2 separate regions of the Homo sapiens genome follow, and region 2 is linked to region 1. A link is a loop called in an ENCODE intact Hi-C map of the cell type or tissue named here. Cell type or tissue: endothelial cell of umbilical vein. All regions are shown on one strand.

The links. A loop is a pair of places that touch in the nucleus more often than their neighbours do. Peaks named below come from ENCODE experiments on the same cell type or tissue, not always from the same donor. Only the 100,000 strongest peaks of a DNase experiment are listed, where the experiment ranks them.
Region 2: it touches region 1 in a loop (4-fold over the local background); 2 of 110 quality-filtered maps call a loop at or near these places.

What each region holds. Positions count from the first base shown.
Region 1 is chr12:92,780,546-92,788,545 of GRCh38, forward strand. EEA1 (early endosome antigen 1) reads right to left here. Exons shown (of 29, transcript NM_003566.4): 22 at 7,322-7,504; 23 at 1,405-1,590. Among named protein-coding and RNA genes, the nearest start is that of PLEKHG7, 82 kb to the left of the region's middle. In endothelial cell of umbilical vein, a CTCF peak has its summit at 4,764 (motif pointing right); a DNase peak (open chromatin) is centred at 4,766; H3K27ac peaks cover 247 bases.
Region 2 is chr12:92,712,494-92,720,493 of GRCh38, forward strand. The region is part of intron 3 of PLEKHG7 (pleckstrin homology and RhoGEF domain containing G7); the gene reads left to right. Among named protein-coding and RNA genes, the nearest start is that of PLEKHG7, 14 kb to the left of the region's middle. In endothelial cell of umbilical vein, a CTCF peak has its summit at 4,877 (motif pointing right); a DNase peak (open chromatin) is centred at 4,898.

The sequences.
Region 1 (8,000 bases):
CTCTCTTGGTTCTTGGCTGTTTCCTTATTTATACAGTGTGAACAATAATAAAATAATTGTAAAGATTAAATAGTTATAGTTAATATTGTGAGATAAATTGTACCTGGTCAGAGTAATGATACTGCAAAACTACGATTCTTACTCTTATAACTCCTATTTTATTACTATCACTATCTTTATATAAGGTATCTAGTTAGGATATTATCTCAGTTAATCTCTAGTATATGTAGACTTTTAAATCTCCATTTTCTAGGTGAAGAAACAAAGGTTTAAGAGACATAAAATAATCTATCAGAGATAGAGCCAAAACCAAAGCAAGTCTGTATGATCTAAAGCTCACACAACTAAACTCCTATAAACAACAGTTCTTTTTCTTTTTGAAACAGGGTCTCATTCTATCACCCAGGCTGGAGTGCAGTGGTATGATCATGGCTCACTCACTGCAGCCTTGACCTCCCAGGCTCAAGCTATCCTCCCACCTCGGTCTCCCGAGTAGGTGGGACTACAGGTGTGCACCACCATGCCCAGCTAAATTTTTTTTTTTAATAGAGACAAGGTCTCACTATGTTGCCCAGGCTGATCTTGAACTCCTGGGCTCAAGCAATCCCTCCTCCTTGGTCTCTGGGAGTGCTGAGATAACAGGCATGAGCCATCAAACCTGGCCTTATGAACAAGAGTTCTGTCAGAATTCTCTAAACTTGAAGCACAAATCATGAATTTCATTCCAGCTTCACCATCACCACACCCACAGAACATTTTTAAATTAAATTTCAGGAACTGAACCATTTAGAATTTACCAAGAATTTCAGGGAATATACACTGCAGAGTAATATCCTGTCAGCTAACAGGAATATATGATTTCAACTATAAAACAAAAAATAAACTCTTTCCTAGGATCTGAATTTTTCTTTCATACAGAATTTAAAGTGATTTTTAAAATGTACTGGTCATATATTAGTAAACCAATGCTTTCAACTTTGAAACTTAATAAACTCCTTAGACAATCTGGTTCTTAATTTTAAGAATTCTTAACATGTTTAAGAATTATTTCTAGATCTTTTATTATCTCATTCACACATCTAAAGGATAATACGTTATATGAGAAATAGTTGAGGAACTATATTATCTTTTCTGCAATAACCAAGGGTCTATGGTGTGAAAAATTGACTTGTTTGTAAAACTAAAGAGCAGTAAGAAAAAAGGGTAGAAATAACAAGGAGGCCATTAAGAAGTACTTCCTAGCATTAAAATCCCAATGATCAAAAGTGTCAGAAACTAGAGGTCCCTCTGAGAGAGCTGTTGAAAATAAGGATGATGCCTGTACTAAATAAGAGGTTTGACTGGATGATCTCTAAGACAACTGTAACTCTAAGATTGTAGATTTAGGTCAGAAACATGCAATACCTTTTCTTTCTGAATGTCTTGTAGTGCTTTACATCGCTCCTGCAATTGCTGTTCTTTCTTTGCTGAATCCTGCTCCAATGTAGCCTTGGCAGTCTTCAGTTCTTGAATCAATTTATTTTGATTTCCAATTTGATTTCTGTTTGAAATCAAGTCCTCCTGTGCTAGAGAAAGCTTCTCTTCTACAGACTTACAAAAACAATTTTCCCAAATTATTATATGCCATGTTTTTAGTAAATTCAACAGAAACATAGTTAATATAAACATTGTAGAAAGCAATAAACTATAAAAAGATAGCATATTATACCCTTCAGTAAGACAGGTAAAAGAGAAAGAATTCTAAAATATTAACTCTCTTGCTTATAGAAAACATTTATAATATAAAATATTTAGTAAAATGGAAGCAATTCCAAAGCCTCCAAAAATAATCTATTTACTAAATAAATATTTAAAGTATTTGCTGAATGTTGATCACATCTTCAATATTGGCTAGTTGATATGAAAGAATACCAAATAAGTAGGGACCATATCAGATACACTCAGAGAACATATATATGGTTAAAGTCATAAGGCAGTGTGAAAGAAAACAATCTTAAAAGAGATATAATTAAATGCTTCATTATGCATACATATACATTTGGTAGGTTCTATGATGTCCCTTGACATGCTAAAAATATTAATAAATAGTATGGTGTTATGATATAGTGGTTTTTGTCCAGGGTTCCTGAATCACAACTCCCACATCCTTTGTTACAGTTTTTTGTTACAATGTTGGGTATGTTAGGCCTCAGGAAACAGAATCTCGTCTCCTGCCCTTCTTCCACTGGTCCCTAGGCAGGCCTCTAATCTTCTTCCCCACCCCATTTTCTGATTGTGAGTCTTAAGACTCTTCCCTGAAAGGGTCCTGCCTCATACCCTGGGTGAAAGAATGCTTCCATAAAAATCCAAGAGAACTGGGTTTGGGGAACTTCTAGATAGCTGAACATACGGAGCCTGGAGGGTGGCATGCCCGGGGAGGGCACGGAAGCTCTGTGCCCCTTCCCCCATATCACCCAACACATCTCTTCATCTGTATTCTCTGTAATATCCTTTATAATAAATCAGTAAATGTAAGTAAGTTTTCCCTGAGTTCTGTGAGCTGTTCAGCAAACTAACTGAACCCAAAGAGGGTGTCATGAAAACCCCAACTTGAAACTAGCTAGTTGGTCAGAAGTTCTGGAAGCCTGGATTAATGATTGGTGTTTGGAGTTGTAGGGAGCAGTCTTGGGGATTGAGCCCCCAATCTGTGGGATTTGATACTATCTCTAGGGAGATACTGTCAGAATTAAATTGGAAGACACACAGTTGGTGTCTGCTTCTTGGTGTGTGTGGGAAAATCCCCATATGTTTGGTCACAGAAGTCTTCTGTGTTGATGATTGTTGTGGTGTGAGAGTAGGGGAAAAACACAATTTGAGAGAGTTTTTCCTGAAACAAATAGGAAGGATTATTTTGTCATGGAATAAAAATAATAACAACTTCACAGCTGACAACCTGATCAAGTGAACAAAAAGAGAAAATTCAGCCAAACATAGAATGAGGCTCTATCCTGAGAAAGCACACTGTCCTCTTCTCATCTATATCGTAGAAGTAGTGATTGTCATTTAACATAGTCCATAGTTGTTGACTGTTTTAAAGCCCAAGTATTTTGAGAAGAAGAAGTTGGGGAAAGGGGAAGCTTTTTCACTCATGACACTTCAGTTGGGGATAAATATGGTAACAGGTAGATAATGGGTATGGTAGGAACCTTGCCACTCTCAGCTGCTACTGCGAAGAATCAGCAGGGTAAGAGATCCAACTGATCTCTTCCATCAGATCTGGAAAAAGCTGATCTTTCTTATTCTGGAGATACAGCTCCTTTGAAAAGGAGGCAGAAAACGTAATTTAGCAAAGGATCCTTGCTGAGTAGGCTTGTATACAGCAAGTACTCAGTAAAAAAAAAAAGAAAGATGAAATAAATAAATAAAGATCTTATTTATGAGGATTCTTAAGCTTCCTGAAAGTTTACTTCTTACCAGTAACCCAGTTACGTCTTTCTGATATAAATTAAATCTTAATTTTCAATGACTGCCAGTAGAACACTAAACCCCTTGAGGCTTTTTTCAGGGAAGAATTAACATCAGCTAGTTCTTCACTAATCCAGCACCTAACCATTAATTGAGAACACTGCTAAGACAGAACAGGAGGGTACAAGCTGGTCTTTGACTTAAGGGAGTTGAGTACATCGCCCAAAAAGCAGAACAGCCATGTAAAATGGAAGCTACACAGGGCAGGAGAGTATACGCTATGTGCCAAATGCACAGAAAAACAGTGAGTGTGAGATGCTGTGGAGTGGGGTTTACAGAAGGCTCTATACCACATGTGGGAACTGACCTATATGTCACAAAGGGTGAGAGTGATTTCACATAAAAAAGGAGAAAAGTTGACAAAGTCCAGTTCAAACAGTCTACAGCAACTATAATTAGTTAATAGAGATCCTGATCTAATGTTTAAAAATACCAACGCTTGCTAGAGCCTGGAAAGCAACCCTAACCTCTAACCACAAGATTTCCAAAAAGCCCATGGTTTAAATAACAGCCTATAAAATGTTAAACTCACAAAACCCAGTGACTGATTTTTTAAAGTCAAGCTCAAAATTTGGACTGCTCCATGAAATCCTTTCTGAACATGCCAAGACATGTTTTCCCCTGCCTCTGAACTTTCATCTACATCATTCAATGACATAGATGAACATTTATACTGCCATGCATTTTAAATGTTCTTTTCATCTTTCTTATTGCAGATTATAATAATATTGCATATTATTTCCTCTGCTCAGCATCTCTTCCCTCGGAGAACCCTCTCTCCCATTCCATGGTTTTGTTGGGACTATCTCTAACCCATCTACTCCCCTTGAAATAGGCAAATCCCTAAATGGATCAAATACCAACCTTGACCCTGATTATGCCAATCACATTATAGCACCCCAGTAAACAAATGATTTCTGCAGTGTTCCATGGTAGCTGTTGTTTTTGTCTATTCAGCAAGTTTTCCCATACTTTCTTAAAAAAAAAAAAAAAACTTCATATTTTTAGTTGTTTTTTCTTGATTTCTGATGAAATGATATAGAGTACTAGGCTAAGAAGATTTATATTTAATTCTAAATCTATTATCCTAGAATTTTCACTTCACTCAGGGTGTAAATTTTACAGTTAAATTCTACCTCTACCTTTCCTGGACAACAAAGAGTGGTGTACAGCATAGCCAATCTGAAATATCCAGTCAACAAACTTAAGTACTTCATAAATAATCCAGCAGATGGGGCTAAAGGCATAGATCAGGCCAGGCTACCTTCCATTCTACTGGTGTCTAGGTATATACACTGTTAGCCCATGCTCTACACTGTCAACCCATGGTAGATAGCCTTGAAGTAGTTAGGTATCATGTTACAAGGCTCTGAATCTCTCCTCTTCTCTCTCTTATACACAAGACCATCCAACATCATTGAAGCAAAAGAAAAATAATAACTGATAGCCATCTCTTATCCTAGTCTATAAATATCATCTGAACTTCCCTAGGAATTGACTATTTTTTTTAATTAGCTTCTTAAGTAGTTCATACACTTCTCATTTTAAAAGCATTTTATATAAAATTTACCAATCTTTTATTTTGTTAAAAAATTATAGTGAAATGATGAAAGAATGGCAGACTTTGAATCAGAACTAAGATTTAACCATGGTTCTGTTATTGTACAGCAGTAGGCCTGTCTTCTCTGCAAAAGGAAGCACTGGGCCTGCTCTCTTTGGCAAAAGCAAGCTTTGGAATAGAGGATCTATCCAAGGTCCCTTAACAGTTGTAAAACTCTATGGCAGCCTTGTCCCTCAGCTTTCTCTTTTTGCCCATATTTACATTTGAGTTATTCTTTCATGTATGAAATTATTAGTACACAACATAGCTTTCAAGCATAATAAAAATCGCTGGCTTAATGAAAGAATATCAATCAAATCAATTAACATTGATTAATTTAATGTTGGTTCCTGTTACTAGCTTATGCTTTGGGTAAATGACATCCATATGGAAAGAGTGTGATTTCTATAAGACTTTTCCAATCAAACATTAAGTTTCATCTCTTCTATCATTTAAATATCCTTCAAATTCATCCACTTTTCTCCATCCTTGCTATTACCAGCCCACACCACCATCGTCTTGCACTTAGACTACTGCAAAGTCTTCTGGTCTTCAGATTCAGCCCTGTTTCTCATTCCTCAATCTGCAGTGAGTCATTTGCCTAAAATACAAATGTAAGTAACTCCCTTTAGTGGTTCCTCACTGTTCTTAGGCTAAGCCCAAACTCCTCCACAAAGCTTCCTTGACTTTCAATACTTTCAATAGTGTTGTAAGGTCAAATAATAATAATTTAACACTACCTAAATCTTGTGTGGTATTTTTTCTTAATAACAACTATTGCTAATTTTTACCTCCAGATAAACAGATAGATACATAGATAGATACATAGATATTCTACTGGCACTATGAAAATTCTTTCACCCAATTTCCTATCTCTGTCAAATCCTTGCAGCCAGGTATGGGTTCAGTCCTTTTGTTTCTTCTCTCTCTCCCATTAATCTCTATTTCATCCTCTTTAATGTTCATCCCAGTTCTAATCAACTCATACCTCGACTATTAGAATTTATGGAGAAAGGAAGTTAGTAACCTCTTAACTCATCTCTCCACCACTAGTCTATCCCAGGTCCAATCCAAGCTGTCTGCAAACCACTACCAGGTTGTTTTCTAAAGTACTATTTTCTTCATTTTACTCCTCTATTTAGACTTTTCACTTTTTCCCCTCAAATATAAAATCCAATCATCTTTGCTAGGCATCTAAGATACTTCACAATTTAGATCCAACCTTTTAAACCTTAATTCCAAACATAAACTAGTACGCCAGCAAGGCAATTATGTTAACTGTCTGCTTGCTTTATTCATTCTCACTATGGCACCTTTTCTCAAATGTGCCCCTGAATAAAATGACCTTTCTCCGGAGTCTCTGTGTATTCAAATTCAGGACCTAATCAAGTCCCACCTCCTTCATAATTCCTTATAACAGCCTATGGATAAAATATATGCTCCCTATCTAAATAAAACATTTTAATATTCTTTCATTCTCAGAATTTTGCAATATGCACTTTAAATAAACAAAATCCCAAACATAGGAAAGAAACAGATAAAGCATTTCCCCTTAACAAAAAGAGAGACAGAAAAAAAACTGGCTGAATCCTCTGTGAGAGAACACAAATATTCCATTTTCCTTAGAAAACTGGTACCTTCCTGTGACCTAAAAATTGTTTACCCTTTTCCCATTATCCTTCAATTTAATAAACTTGATACTTTATCTAATCAAATAACATTACCAAAGACAAAATTTCTATACATTGTTATATAATTAAGGGTAAGTTTATTTTGAGCTATAATCTCCTAATTTTAATCATTAGGCAATCCAGTAATATTGGGAACTTGACAAATATTATAACTAATGTCAGAATTGCCTGACAAGCAATGGTAAAATTGCTTGCATTTTTTCACAAGTGGTTTACATTTAAAACTTAACAGCAGCCTATCTTTAAAGTTATTCACACACAAAGACAGCATAATACTTACATAAGTTAACAGTGTCACAATTAAGATATATCCAAATTATCTTACTATTATAAATATGTCATTTTAAAATGCCCACATTTTAAACAATTTTTTAAAGCATGCTAATACAAAATAACAATTTAATAGAAAACAGCACACTATTCCACAAATACTAACATTTCCTTGCCCATTTGGATTCAAATAGATCATTTAATAAATGTCTATAAAACTTACTGAGACTTTATGGTACAGTATAGTTTACTATACCTTAAGATCTTGCCTGGTGGCTAGAAGTTCAGATTCCCTCCCATAGAAATCAGATTGAAGCTGTTTGAAAGTTTCCTGACTTTTTTCATAGTTGTTTTGTAATACTGATATTTTCTCTTTCTCTGCTGCAAGTTCCTGGGCTGCCTGTGTTAACTGCTGCTGTAGTTTATTCTCAAGCTCTGTCTGAAACATACAATAGTTATTTAAAACAGTATGCATTCCAAAAACCAATTACAAATATAAAGTAAAATCCAGACAACTAGAAGAAAATTCCAAACAATAAGATGAACTGTACTTATGCCCCAAATTTCTACCTCAATAGGGTAAATTACTTATAAAGTCAAAGAATTACAAAATCTAACAAGTCTCAATTTAAAGAACATAAAATACAAAAGTAATTAATTTTTTTTTTTTTTTAAAAAGGCATTTCACTGGGAAGTACTATCAGGTCTCGGGAGAAAGAGTAACAACTACATTCTGAGGGAGCATGCAGTGCTAGATGCCTCAGCTGACGTAATTTAAGGTGGAACTAAGGGAAACTTGTACATGAAAGAAAGTAAGAAGCCATTACTTTGTTGAAGTATTAATATATAGTTTCTACTCTTGGAAATTCAAGAATAACTTAGGAAATTTCTACAGGTCATCTTAATTAATATCAAGGCAGAAAAAGAAAATCTCA
Region 2 (8,000 bases), 68 kb before region 1:
TTCACTGTCATTCTCCAAGATCCATTTGTCTTCTGCACAGGCCAAATGGGAGAGTTGAACAGGGATGTGGTGGGAATCACCACCCCTGCGTCTTTCGAGTCCTTGATGGTAGCATTAATTTCCACAATCCCTCCAGGGATGCGATTTTTTTTTATTTACTATTTTTCTAGCTAGAGGTAGCTCTAAATGGCTTCCATTTTGCCTTTCCCTCCGTAATAGCCCTCACCCTACCAGTCAGGAAGCCAATGTGGGGGTTCTGCCAGCTGCTAAGTATGTCTATGCCAATTATATACTCTGGTCCTGGAAAAATGACCACAAGATGAGTCTGGGGACCCACTGGACTCACTGTAAGTCAGACCTGAGCTAAAACTCCATTAATTACCTGACCTCCATAAGCCCCTACTTTAACTGGAGGACCACAATGATGTTTTGGGTTCCCTGGAATCAACCTCAGCTCAAAGCCAGTGTCCAGTAGTCCCCAAAATGTCTGATCATTTCCCTTTCCCCAGTACACAGTTACCTTGGTAAAAGGCCAGAGGTCTCCATAGGGAAGGATGGGAAAAAGATTCACGGCATAGTGAATTGAGATCGCACCACTGCACTCCAGCCTGGACGGCAGAGCAAGGCTGCATATCAAAAAAAGATTCACTACATAAATTGTCAGTAATGTAGTGGGGTCCTTCCTCAAGGGGACCTGGCCTTCCCTTTATTCAAGGGGTTCTGGGTTTGTAAACTGGCTCAAGTCTGGAAATTGATTGAGGGGCCGTGATTCTGTTTTTACAATTCAAATTAGTCTTGTCCATTCAACCTAGAAGTTTTCTGCTTATGAAAATTAGGTAGGAATGTAGTAGGCTTCCTATCAATTTTAATTCTAGGAACACTGTAATTAATTAGCCAGTGCCAGCACTCTACAGGAGTCAGTCTATTCTGATTGCCGCTTTGCCTCTTCCGTCCATTATGGTAGCTACACCCACCTTGCCTTTGATGGTTGAGTGCTGCCACCTGGCCTCTGCCACCTTGGGATCCAATTATTCCCATTGTATTTAAATTTTGTAGTTGAGTGACTGCAGTTCCCACTGTTAGATCTGACATACAGAGAAGAGCAATTACAGGGCTCTTCAAAAATGCAGGTCCTGCCCTCACAAATCTATTTCACAAGGCATTGGTCAAGGGTGTATCTTCTGACCCTCTCTACTGGGATGAGTAGGTCTAAAGTGACTAATCCACTCCACCATCCCAATCTCCCTAAGCCTTTGGATCCCTTCCTCTACATTAAACTGAGGGAGATGAGGCATTTCCAGCTCACTCACAGTGGGCTATCTTTTAATCCATATTTTAGCTAACCAAGAAATAAACTCTTGGACCCTTTTTTAACTCCCCAAGCTGAGACATTAAATGCAGAGTCCCTATTTAGTGGGCCCAAATCAATAAATTCAGCCTGATCCAACTCTATGTTCCTTCCACCATTATCCCACACCCTTAATATCAATTCCCATGCCTGTTCTCCAGATTTCTGTTTATATAAATTAGAAAACTCAAGCAGTTATTTTCAAGTGTAGGACCCCTCCTCATGGGTCACACTCTCAACCTTACCTCTAGGTGCCTGCCGGGACTTTAGTCCAGTTACAGGTCTAGAGGCAAACAAGGTTGTTGGGGGTGGCTCCTGAGAAGAATCAACATTATCTTGCCTGCCAACTGCCTCAAGGGAGGCCATCACTATTGCCTCAGGCAGTGCAGGGTTTATCTCCCCAGACAAAGGTGGAAAGGCTGATGGCAGCATGGGTCAGGGTGGGGATGTTGCCACTACTGGGGATGGGGAAGCTGTTTTTTTCTAGCAAAAAGCATTGTCAGAATTTACAAACTCAGTGTCCCCAGCTTCATCAGCGTCCTCCCGGGCATCCTATTCCAAGTTGCAGGGTCTCATTCTTTTCCAATCAATGCCCTCACTTTAACAGTAGGCACCTGGTGGGGCTGTGCATGCACCTTTCATTGCAGGTCAGCTACTCACATAATAAGAGCTTGTGTCTATTTTTCAACAATTTCAGCTCTTTCTCTACAAGAGATAAGACTGTCACTCAGGGCAATCTTAGCAAATTTTGAGGCTCAGTGTCTGCTTCTGAAGCCAGGAGTTAGAATCCCTGAGTTCATCATTTTCTCTCAACACTTTGTCTACTGAACTTAGGAGCACCCAACCAGCTTTGTTATGTTCCTTGGTTCTCCACATATGTCAAAGGTATTATGTATAGAGTCACTAAACTTGCCTGTCACAAGCAGTGAATCAGGAGTGTCAAATGCATTTATGTTGCATAACTCTCCAAACGGTTCACACCAAGGACTATCAGTGTTCTCCATACTATTAGAAGTAGAGTCCTTAGCATTTTTCGGTCTAATCATATGAAGCAGCCAACTCCAGAAGCCCCAAAACCAATGAAAGAACTCCATCCTTAATACTCTGTTCCTCTAGAACCACTCCTTGTACCAAAATCTGTATTAGTCAGAGTTCTCTAGAGGAACAGAACTAATGGGATAGATAGATAGATAGATAGATAGATAGATAGATAGATAGATAGATAAAGAGTTTATTAAGTATTAACTCACATGATCACGAGGTCCCACAATAGGCTGTCTGCCAGCTGCGGAGCAAGGAGAGCCAGTCAGAGTTCCAAAGCTGAAGAACTTGGAGTCCAATGTTCGAGGGCAGGAAGCATCCAGCATGGGAGAAAGACGTAGGCTGGGAGGCTAAGCCAATCTCAGATCTTCACGTTTTTCTGCCTGCTTTAGATTTGCTGGCAGCTGATTAGATGGTGCCCACCCAGATTAAGGGTGGGTCTGCCTTCCCCCGCCCACTGACTGATATGTTAATCTCTTTTGGCAACACCTTCACAGATACACCCAGGATCAATACTTTGCATCCTTCAATCCAATCAAGTTGATACTCAGTATTAACCATCACAAGATTCTTACATTACTACTAATAAACAAGAACTGAAAACAAAAACAAAAACAAAAACAAACCGAGACAGATCCCCCATTTGTCTCTCTTCACTCCCTCTTCTCTTCTTCCACATGTCTCTGCAGTCTTTTCTGCAGCAGCCATTTGTTCAAAGAGCCCACTTCCTTGAACAGCTGCTTGCCAGGCTGCATGGTCATATAATGTTAGGTGAAGAGTGAAGAGCTCTGCATGAGGCCCCACTGTCTATCTAAGAGCAAGGGTTCTTGCCTCAAAAAAAAAAAAAAAAAAAAAAGGCCTATCAAATGGTATAAACTAGGATTTAGCAAACTATGGCCCATAACCTGTTTCTGTTAATAAAGCTTTATTGGAACACACCAACGCCCACTCATTTGTGCATTGCCTGTGGCTGTTTCAACATTGTAATGGCAGAATTGCAAGAGACTGCATGGCCCACAAAGCCTAAAATGTTTACTATCTGTCTCTTTACAGAAAAGGTGTGCTGACCCCTGGCCTATACAATTAAGAAATGCTTGCCTCTGTGGCTTCCAATCACAGCAAAATTTTTTGTCTTGCAGAATAGATATGAAACCTTTTTCAAAAATACTGATTCTTCTATTACAGTGGTTTTGGGGTTTTTTTGTTTTGTTTTGTTTTGTTTTGTTTTTTTTGAGACAGAGTCTTGCTCTGTCACTCAGGCTGGAGTGCATTGGTACAATCTCAGCTCACTGAAATCTCTGCCTCCTGGGTTCAAGTGATTCTCTTGTCTCAGCCTCCCGAGTAGGTGGGATTACAGGTGTGCACCACCACACCCGGCTAATTTTTGTGTTTTTAGTAGAGACAGGATTTCGTCATTGTTGGCCAGGCTGGCCTCAAACTCCTGACCTCAAGTCGTCCACCCTCCTTGGCCTCCCAAAGTGCTGGGATTACAGGTATTACAGTGTTTTAACCTGTAATATATGTAACCTGACAATGTGTAAGTGAGAAGTGCCCAATATACTCTTAGTTCTGAAATTGGCTAACTGGAAAACCCTTGCTCTCACGTTTTTCTTTGTGAACTCGTTCTTCCTGCCATTCCCTCTCTCATTCTGTAATATTTAAGTGAACTCATACTCACTTCAAACCTTCCTCTGTTATCACTAGAATATGGCCTCTGGAAAAAAAATCTTCACAATTCATTCTTACACAAGTGTGAGGGAATTTAGGCTTAAGGGATATACACTCTCATCTTTCCAAGTACAGCCAGTACATTTCTCCCTTTTGGGTTTCCCCGCATCTTATAAATGTCTCCATCATAATTTCTAAAACACTATATTGTGTTTCTTTTAAATTCATCTGCCCCCAAGAATCAAAACCTTCCTGAGAGCAGAGACTGCTTCTTATTTATCTTTGAACCTCTAGCATCCAGTACCCAGAAAGAGTCTACTTCCAAAAAGATGAATGGAAGAAGGAAGACAGGCAGGTTGGCAGGCTTCTTGGATTACCGTTCCACTTATCTATCCCCAATGCATTTGCATTTTAACAAAAGACAGCTTGAAGCCAAGCAGTGAAACTGTGTTGGTGGAAATTTTAAACATCAGAAGCAAGTGAGGGAGATGCTTTTGTGGATAGGGAAACATTCCTAGCATCCCTTCAATTTTATATTCATAGGAAGCATCCATCTTACCTAATTTTCAGGTCAGCCCTGAAAGAGAGAAGAGAAACGTACATGCTACATTTCTATAAGACTATAGACTAACCTTCCAATGCTCAAATAGAAAGTAGGAGAAAAATTAAATACATCCATATTAGCCACTGGGGCAACACTAACATGAAAGCCAACTGATGAGATATTTGAAAGTTTGTCTTGAGGAAAAAACAAACAAAGAAAGTATTAAATGCCAGTAAAACTTCCCCCAAAGTCAGAGTCATCTGGGGTTACCAATAGGGGGCAGCAGGACCTGGAGTTAAAATCTACTGGAGTCAAACTCCCTGAATTTAAATCCTAGCTCCACTTCTCTGTGGCAACAAGATCTTGCACAATTTCCTTAACCACTTGAAACTTCGATGTTTTTAATCCACAAAGTGGAGACACAAATACAGTCAGGCACTGTATTAATGATGCTTTTGTCAACAATGGGCCTCATATACAATAGTGGTCCCGTAAGATTATCATAACGTAGTTTTGCTCTACCTAGTTTATGTTTAGATACACAAATACTTCCCATTGTGTTACTGCTGCCTACATTATTCAGTACCATAACACGGTGTACAGGTTTGTAGCCTGGGAACCCCCAGTGACACCTTACAGCCTAGGTGTGTAGTAGGCTACACACCATTGAGGTTTGTGTAAGTTCACTCTGTGATGTTCACACAATGACAAAATTGCCTGAGGATGCATTTCTCAGAACGTATCCCCATCATTAAGCAATGCACACCTGTAGTGTTCCTCTCACAGGTCTTTCTTTTGAACTGGTTAATAATATAACTCAAATAGTAGCTATGGTTATTCTTAGAGAAACCATTCATTCAGCACCTCCCACATGTAAGTCATTGACTTATCCTTTCTAAAATTTTCTAACCCCAGAGCTAAATATTCTAACATCAGGCACATCAAATGTAATGTATCTGACCTTTAGGTTCAATACAATATTATACCCCACAGGCTTTTATTTAAAACCCCTTATGTCCCTAGCACTGTCTGTTAACTGTAGAACATACTAGAGGAGAAGACTCTGTCAGCTTCTTCGGGGCTTTAAGGCTTGTTGGACAGGATTCAGAGACTACTAGGCAGTGTACTGCTCATTACTCAAAAGAGAAGACTGCAGCCTTGGGGAGCCTTCCTGATATGGGCATGGTGCAAGGGGAACCACGTGCCACTCTTCCAGCAGCATCAGCTCATCTGTTAGGCTGGTGCAAAAGTAATTACGGGTTTTGCCATTACTTTTAATTGCGTCAAAAACTGCAATTACATTTGCACCAACCTAATAGAATGTAAGTTCCAGGAAAGTGGGATTTTCATCTGTTTTGTTTATTGCCTTATCCCCGGTACCTAGAACACTGCCTGGCACTTAGTAGGTGTCCAATAAATGTTTAAGGAAAGAAAAAGAAAAGAAAAAGGAAATTGATTGGTAGTTGGGTTTGGACATGCCTTTTAGGGAAAAATTGTATGGTCCCCTTTTGTTTCGTGTATTTTCTCCTCCAACTATTTATCTGACTCCCTCCAGCTCCTCTTGACCTCCTCGATCTTCCTTATAGTTTTGTGCTTGTCTCTGAGTGTACTTTGGGTTTGTGGGGATTTGTACAAATATTGCTTAATCCCACAAGGGAGTATGTTGAGTGTTTTCCATAAAAAACAGTAACCTAGAAAGAAGGTGAGATTTCTGGGCAGTTGCCAGCAGTTACCATGGTGCTCTGAACACATGTCCTCAAAAAATATTACTGATTTGACCCCACAGCCACAGTACATGGCATTTCTCACACATGATGAGACTCTTAAGAGGCATCTCTGTTCTGTGTTCAAACTGATGTATAGGGTACAAGTCTTCCATTTGTTCACTCTGCATTTATGAGAAATCGCCATCATAGTACCGGATTCCAGGCGGTAAACTAGAAGCTCATCATCCTATCTGCTTCTCATTTGCGTTTCCAACAAATGGAATACTTTGATAGAAAGTTGAATTGGAAACCATAGTCGAACATACAAAAGCGCATTCCCAACAATTTTTTGAAACTCATAATGGAAAAATATATCCCAGATTTAACCAAGAGAACTGTAGTTCAATAATTGGCAGTACAGTTGTCATTTCTCTTTTGATTATTTTAAAAAGAGATTTTTAGAAAAAGTTTGTTACTGATGCTTAATTTGTTCTTCCTGTGTAATCAACCCATAGTTATAAGCAAGCATTCCAAATTGCACTATATTTCTTGCATAGGGTAAAACATTATGATTCTTAAAATGGAATGCCAACTTTTTCTAGTCACACAATTGCTGAAAAGCTGCCTGCTGAAAAAGACTACATTTACCATGAACTCTTACTACCAGACAAGGACTATAGTTTCTGATGAATAGGGCCTGATAAGGCTGCCTGATTAAAAAACAAAAATCACTGGGCAACATTCGTAGCAAAGGAAAAGATAAGACTATGCTTTATCCAAGTTGCAGTGCCTTCAATAAGATTTTTATTCCTTTTAGACACACATATCACTAAAGGGCAGTTGTACTTCCCATATTCTCTAGCCTTTGTTATTATTTTTTCTTAAAATTTGCACCTGGGAATTAAAGGCTAGGAGTCCTTGGCTTAAGTCTGCTGCACAGAAGGAATCTTTTAAAAATGTAAGTGATCTATTAGTCATATTTCTAAAAGGGGAGCTTTGAATTAATCATCTTCAAACGTTTCTGCCAAGATAAAGGTCACCACACAATTACTGTCCTCACCCACTGGCCACAGAAGGAGAGAAGGAGAATGATGCTCCTGGATCTCACACTAGAGCATGCAGGATGCAGGCAGCCTCACGTGGCACACTTGCTTTCCACATAAGGAAACGGTGGCCCGGGGAAGCGACAGGCCAAGGTCACAGTTGGGAATCTGGGTCCTAAGTTGGGTGCCCTTGCCACTCAATAGGACTGCCCCATATTCGTTTCCTGTGGCTGCTATGATAAATTACCATAAATCAGGTGACTTTAAAAAACAGAAATTTATCCTCTTTCCATTCTGGAAATCAGAAGTCTGAAATCACAGTTTGGGCAGAGCCACACTTCCCCTGAAGGCTCTAGGGGAGGACTTTCGCTTGCTTTTTCATCCAGGCGTTCATTGGCTTGTGGCTGCCTCCCTTTAATCTCTGCCTCTGTTCGTCTTCACATACCCTTCTCTCTTCGCTGTGTCTCTTCTCTTAGTGTCTTTTTTTTTTTCTTTTTTTTGAGATGGAGTCTCACCCTGTCACCCAGGCTGGAGTGTAGTGGCGTAATCTCAGCTCACTGCAACCTCTGCCTCTCAGATTCAAGCTATTCTCATGCCCCAGTCTCCTGAGTAGCTGGGACTACAGGCGTGCGCCACCACATCGGGCTAAT